2 separate regions of the Homo sapiens genome follow, and region 2 is linked to region 1. Evidence: chromatin contacts called from ENCODE Hi-C or POLR2A ChIA-PET data. All regions are on one chromosome and are shown on one strand. Each heading gives the region's core, a stretch centred on a gene start or an enhancer-like site at or near the end of the contact. The rest is flanking DNA. Distances are from core to core; before and after follow the strand shown. Region 1 holds the start of TNFSF4 (TNF superfamily member 4). Region 2 has its middle 19 kb from the start of FASLG.

Region 1 (3,382 bases), core at 429-2,928:
TATTTGGTTACTCTCTTTGTTTTCTTCTCAAAAGAGCCTAATTCCGGTTGATGTCTTGGGCATCCGGTCGATGTCTTGGGCATCCTGCCATGGACACCTTACTCTTCCCCCACACCCTCTCCCCGAGTCGCCTACTTTAATTTCACCCAAAGAGTTCTGCGAGAAGACATAAGAGTGTGGTGTGATGAGGAGAGGATCAATGTGTTGTTGTGCTCACTGTTCTGCAGACCTGAGCATGACACTAGCTACACTTCTGGAATTTGGAGACACAAGCACTGTCTGTGGTACAGTGATCATAACCACACACACTCTTACCAGCCTCCATGCACTGAAAACCCTATTTCCTGTAGGCAGAAACAAGCCCAGGCATTTGCCAAGACTGCTCATCTCATTCTGGTTTCATTGGAGGTGCTTAATCTCAGACAAGACCATCAGAAATCAGTTTGTATTACCTGAACTTTATCAGGGAGAAACATTTCTAACCCAAAGCAACCACCTAGAAAACAAGATTATCAGACTAGCTCAACAAAGGAACACGAAGAGAGTATAGATTTATTTTTCTCCAGTGGCATCTTCTGCAGTGAAGAACATCCTTAAATACCTAATAATGTTTGTATATCTGAACTACTGAATAAGAAAAAATAATGCAAAAGAGAGAAGTGTGGAACAAGAATAAAGTGAAAGAAAAATGGAAATATTTTAACTATATGGGGAAAATACTAGAAGGATAATCTCCTACTACATGATGTATTTAATAAGGTAGGGAAAAGGTGAAATGATGTCTTTAAATTATGACTGGAAGAGATAGATTGTGAGAAACAATATCTGATTAAATCATTGGGGTGAATGAGTGAGCACATAGGCACACACACATGCACGCACACATTGCTCCGCTATTAATATTGATACCTTCAGCATTCTTTACAAAGAAAATCACCTTGCAGGTCTATAGGGTATATGAATATTATGGGAAAGTGGAACTGGTCTCTTTCCTATTTCCTTTTAATATTAATTGCCTGATCAAACACATTACTATCACAATGGGTAGACCAGGTATATCAGTGACTCAAAGCTTCAAAGTGACAGCTTATAAAGGGATACAAGGAATCTTGCATTGCAAAGAAAAAGAAAAAGATCTAGAAGCTGTGCCTCTGCCCTACCTCCACTCTGCCCTACCACTGCCACTGCTGAAAAGAAGGAAGGAAAGGAGAGACAGAAGGGCGTTTAACCACACTTTACGATTGCTGTGGGGAGAGGGAAAAAAAACTCAACACTTTTGGCATAAGATTATTTCCAAGCGACTGTTTGCAGCTGTTGCAGCTGCCATCAGCATGAGCTGGTGGGAAAACAGCGCCCAGTGGTGCATCTTACCTGAAGAGCAGAGAAGTGCAGGCAGATGTAGGTGAAGCACAGGAGCAGCCCCAGTCCCTGAATTACAGAGGCCACCAGCAATAGCTTGTTCCTCTCGAATCTTGGCCTGGCTGCATTTCCCACATTCTCTTCCAGGGGTTGGACCCTTTCCATCTTCACAATCTGGGTAGAGGGAAGATGAAGATATGGAAAAGGGGAACGTGCGATAAAACTGAAGTTTTCCCCAGAAAGAAGGAGGTAAAGACAAAACAAAGCCTATCAATCAGAAAATAGGCAAAGGTCCCAGGGCCAGAGATAAAAGGCGATTGAAAGAGCAAAGCGGACTCTCTCAGTTTTAACGCTGCAACTTTTGCAGGCAGGCGGGGGAACTTCTTTGTGACTAATCTGAATTTCCCCTTTACTTTCTTTCTTTTTTTTTTTCCTCTGGGCTAACAGGGAGTTGTTTTTGTGACATTCCAGTTCTGATTTGAGTGACTGTGAAATGACAGTCATAAAAGTATGCTATTTTCTTAACTTATTGCACCAGTAACAAATTGTGGGTCACTTGGTAAAGATAAAAATCATCATCCGTTAATGTAGCAGCTCATATATCCCTTCCCCAAGGTGTCTTAAATCATAGAAAAGATTTAGGGGAAATGCTGGCCCAAGGTTCTTATCTGCACTTTACTATGTAACTAAACATTGAACCCCTCTCACAGATTCAGAAAGAAAGCACACACAGATCATTCTTGAATGAAAAAGACAAAACAAGAAAATAGGACACTGGGTCATGCAGAAGTAAAGGAGAGATCCTTGGTTGTAGTCTATTGCATAAAAATAAACTACCTTTTGGAAGCATTTACTATGTGTCAGACACTGTGTTAGATGGACTTGCAATCTTTCTCTCATTTAACCCTTTGAGGCAAATTCAATAAACAATTATATGATTAATTTTCTGCATACCAGAAAAGAAGCAGAAGGGTATCCTTGTCTCCTTTCCTTCCACTTCACATTTTTCCCGTACATAATTTTTCCATGAATGAACAAATGAATAGATGTAAATAAGCTTTGAAGATTATTTCTTTCTTTGAGGTCGTGGCTGGCCTCAGAACTTGGAAAGTAAGAGTATTCTATCAATAGACACCAGGTACCCTTTACCACTAAAATAAACAATGAAATGAAATAAATGATAAAATTACTTATAATGTAAAGTTCAAATGGGCAAATATTTACTGAGTACATCACATGAGCCTGGCACTGTACTGGACAACATAAGGATGCTGGGGAAAAGCTGTTTAAGACGGAATTGTCTCTCTTTGTGGCCAAGTATGTCTCTCTCAGCTCCCCATGAGGCACCCAGCAGATATGTAAAGAAAGGAGGGAGAAATATTTTGGATATTGACAGTATGAGTTGTTATACCACTTCACAGAAAAAATGGAAATGAGGCATACTTAAAAGAGAAAGTTTGTGGGAAATGTAAAGTACATTTATGACTACAGTATTAATCAATTAAAATATGAATTAATACCTTCACTACAATAATTATGCCTTGCATTAGGAGAACATACTGGTGTTGAGAAATTTAAGTTTTATCTGAAAGATAAGGTAACTAAGGCACAATATCATAGACTCCAAGCCAAAACTAGAAATCAAATTGTATCCAAACATATTTGTCATAGTTATTCCCTTGAACAAAGCTTGTGTTACATACAGGGTGTGGAGAAAAAAGCTGAAGGAAAAATCAGTGTGTAAAGCCCAATTCTTGTGTAATAGTTCTTCATAAAAGAGTATTAAAATCAGTAACTATTTACTCGTCAATTTTCAAAAAATGACTAAGAGTCACAGCAAAAAAAAAAAAAGCCATAAATACTATTGGAAACTAGAAATAAGCTGAAAAAGTAGTAAAAACTATTCATGCTGAAAATCGTAGATAACATTTTTAAATTACTGTCAAAAGAATGAAAAAAATAAACATTTACCATGCACATACTTGTACCTTAAGCAGCATTTCTTCTCAGTGTTAATATCATG
Region 2 (3,382 bases), core at 254-2,753, 570 kb before region 1:
CTTACGAGACTACAGGCCCCTTGTTACTGCATCCTCTGAATTTTTAAAGGAAATTCGGCAACCTGGGTTTTTATACAAAATATCTTAATATGAAAAACCTGTTATTGGTCAAGCAAAACACTTCTGTGTTTAGCTTGTGGGCTGCTAGCTTGTGAACACTATTCTAGATCTCCAAGGTAACATCCACACGCATTAGCACAGCACACAAGGCCCTCATGACCTGCGGGGGCTACCTTGCCTGGCAGTCCAGCCTCATTTCTCACTCCTCTCTAACATTTGTGCATTCAGCAAGTATTTATTAATGCCTCCTTGTACCAAGTCTATTCTACGTTCTGGGGATGTAGCAGAGAGTAAAACAAAGTCCCTGCCCTCAGGGGGCTTACATTGTAGTTGGAGACAGACAATAAACAAAGAATTGTGTAAAATATCAGATGGCACTAAGTACCATAGAGAAAAATAAAGCCAGGTGAACCCTAGCTGGCAGGTTGCACAACATATCTTGCTCTCTTTTCATGCTCTCTTGTCTGCCTTGAATGACTCTTTTTCCTTTCAGCTTAACTGCCTTCTACCTATTGTATCACTTGGGGGCCTAGCTTGAGGGTTACAACCTCTGACACCTGTGATCCTGCAAGTGTGAAATTGATGACCGCCCTCCTTGCTTGTAAGGTACTTGTGTCTACTCTTACCATACGGTTATAACTGTTTTTTAAAGTTTATAGTTACTTTTCCATATCCCCCACTAGATAGTGAGTAAATTGAGGGTTTCTGCATATTCTTAAATTTTCCACGGATCTTTGTTGACTAAATGAACAGTCTCTTTGGAAAGATCTTCAAGGAAGGAGCTGCTTGGTGGGAGAAGAATTCTCCTGTCCTCTGTTTTTCTTTTCCTTTTCCAATAAGAAAGTTTCTTTCCTCTGCTCTCAAAGCACAAAACTATGCATGAGGTTATTTGAAAACCAAGTAAAAGGACATGGTTTGTGTCCTGTGGTTTGGGGGCTGGTTATTCATGAGTGTGAAATGTCTTACATTTTCAGTGAGTCACAGGAATGCAACTTTACCTGGTTGTGAGACATCAATACACTCATTCTGTTTGCATATTCATACACACACTCATGCATGAAAAAAGATGAAACACGTCCTTTATATCTACAGGCTGGGACTTATCTCTATGCATTTCACTAGGCAGATAAACAGGATGCACACTTATAATCGACAAAAATCAAACACTAAAATCTACTCCTGGCACTGCTCTATATCTACCCAGTATCTTTGACTTTCTGTGTGCTGTGGTTGTGTCTGGCTTCTGCTGCCTGGGCTTCCGGTGTGTGAAGCCTCCTTTGTCTAACATTCTGAGATCCCCTGTGAGTGTGACTGAGGCTGGCTTGGTTTTCTAGAAGACCCAGGAGTGGTTCTCCCTCTGCCCTGCATGTTGCTGCCCTATGGAACAAGATGACGGCTGAATTTCTGTTGCTTGGTGGAGTACACACATGTTCCACTGCATTCTGGAACGCTTGAGCTCTCGAGCCCAGACCGCAGAGTGCTGTGGGCAGATCAGTCTCTGATCTGTCTCATCTCTGGAAACCCTGATTCTCGTTATGTCAGAGCCTCTCCAAAGGAAAGTAACCAGGGTAGAATCCTGCATGAGGAGAGGAGCAGCCTTGGGCGGCAGGTGACTGCCTGTGAAGCTTGTGCCCTGGAAGGTTGGCTGTGGATAAATATCCACCCAAGGGCATAGCATGTGTGTGCCTTGCCTTTTAAGGGAGGGCTGGTTGAGGAACAGGATGGTCTGTTGTGGTTGCAGCTCCATGAGCAGACTAAGCCAGGCTGGCAGGAATGCCCAGAGGGTTCTGAGCAAACTTAGCAACGAGGATTCAGGTCACTTACCAGATTGACCATTTCTCTTTAATTGGTAATTTTCTTCATATGATGCTTCCAATAAAATGTGCCCAAAGGTTTTGTTGTTGTTATTTGTTTAAAAATAAAGCTAAAATAAATGGAGATAATAATTCTTTAAGCCCCATGTCAAATTCAGCCTTCCCCATGAAATATTTCTTCAGTTCCCAACTCTGTTCTTTCCTCCTTCTCCAGTCTAAATATGCCATCTCTCTTCTTTAACACAGTACTAATTTGGAGTCTTCTTAAAGTGTTTCTCGCACTTTCTCTTTTTAATGTAGTTACTGTTACATAAGAACTTCTCAGCTTCAGTGCTGTTTTTCTGACCGTGGACAATCAGGGTTCCTAGACTGACTTGTTCCTCTTTGCCTCCCTGAAGCAGTTAGTGTAGAGCTTTATGCCACAGGAACTCAATAAGCCACGGTAGAACCAAAGAGCTCTTAGCCTTGCACCATTCCCTTGCCCGCTCCTGGTGACTTGATGACCTGCACTGGCCACATGCTAGCAGGATTTCCAGGCAGACTGCCTAAACATTTCAAACAGATTGGGTCATGGCGGTAGAGCACATGGCGTGGCATGAGCTTCAGAAACGTGTTATGCTTAGACTTCCCATGAACTTTATAGCTACTTTACCGTCTGAGAGCTACAGACAATCTTTCCACCCCTGGTAGCTGTGTAACATCCTTGAGGACATGGAATATTTTCCATTTCATTATATCCCCACAATGGTACCTGGTGCCAGGTGCTCAGGAAGTATTGGTGGAGTGGTTGATTAGGTTGCCTGGCTTTGCAGGGGCTTATCAGTCTATAATTTACACCACTGACCTTCCCCCAAACTCCAGGGAGGGAAGAGGGACTGAAGATTAGCAGAAAATCACCCAGGAAAGACAATAAGAAATGAAGGCTTCTACTCAAAAAGTAGGATTTCTAGTAAGTCATGAAGGCTTAATGCTGTGTCTTTGTGAAAGGACTGAAGTCTGCCCTGTTTGTGCTGGATGAAGGCAGGGAAAGAAGGACTTTGAGATCGGGATGTCCATCATACATGATGGAAACTTGGGTTTTAGCAAGAGAGAATATGTAGTGGTGATGAACTCTAATTTCAGGCATTTAGGGGTACCTCTAATTGAAAAATTATATTCTGGGGACCTGGAAAGAATTGTGGGAGTCGGAGGAGGTGAAACCTCAACAAAAGCAGTTTCATATTCTCACACTGAAACTCAGTGGAATGTTAGGTGGGTGGGGAACTAGAGGTCAGCCCGGGATGAGCTCTTGTCTCCTGGTAAGCTCTGCTCTCCCACTAAAGCACCCTACTTAGGGCCAGGGCCCCCATTTGGGTGAAGTTAACCTTTCCTCTTCTCAGGAGCTGGCAGGACTCAGGCAGTTTTCATTGCCCTTTAACTTAAACTCTTATTCTCTTTAAGCATCTACTCAGTGTCCTTGTTGAGGGTATATTAGGTCTCTTTTGGTTGCAAATGACAGAAACCCAACT

What was found. Hi-C counts contacts between places; a loop is a spot of excess contacts on that map. ChIA-PET counts read pairs that join two places held with the same protein, here RNA polymerase II (POLR2A). Pooled maps may share reads with other maps.
Region 2: a pooled map shows a loop between it and region 1 (5-fold over the local background). The contact joins the enhancer-like site here to the promoter of TNFSF4 in region 1. A Hi-C loop is called at or near these places in 2 of 37 single-sample maps with no recorded cell type and 8 of 50 pooled maps. POLR2A ChIA-PET finds 5 or more read pairs at or near these places in 1 of 52 experiments (activated naive CD4-positive, alpha-beta T cell).

Annotation. Positions count from the first base shown.
Region 1 is chr1:173,205,653-173,209,034 of GRCh38, forward strand. It overlaps TNFSF4 (TNF superfamily member 4), which reads right to left and starts at 1,679. Exons shown (of 3, transcript NM_003326.5): 1 at 1,372-1,679. The coding sequence starts at 1,524. RefSeq lists an enhancer at 1,611-1,670.
Region 2 is chr1:172,637,973-172,641,354 of GRCh38, forward strand. No RefSeq gene overlaps it. Among named protein-coding and RNA genes, the nearest start is that of FASLG, 19 kb to the right of the region's middle. RefSeq lists an enhancer at 565-1,764. Within about 2 kb of position 1,504, at least 6 of the 41 ENCODE cell types and tissues checked have a DNase peak (open chromatin) inside an H3K27ac peak, as active enhancers do.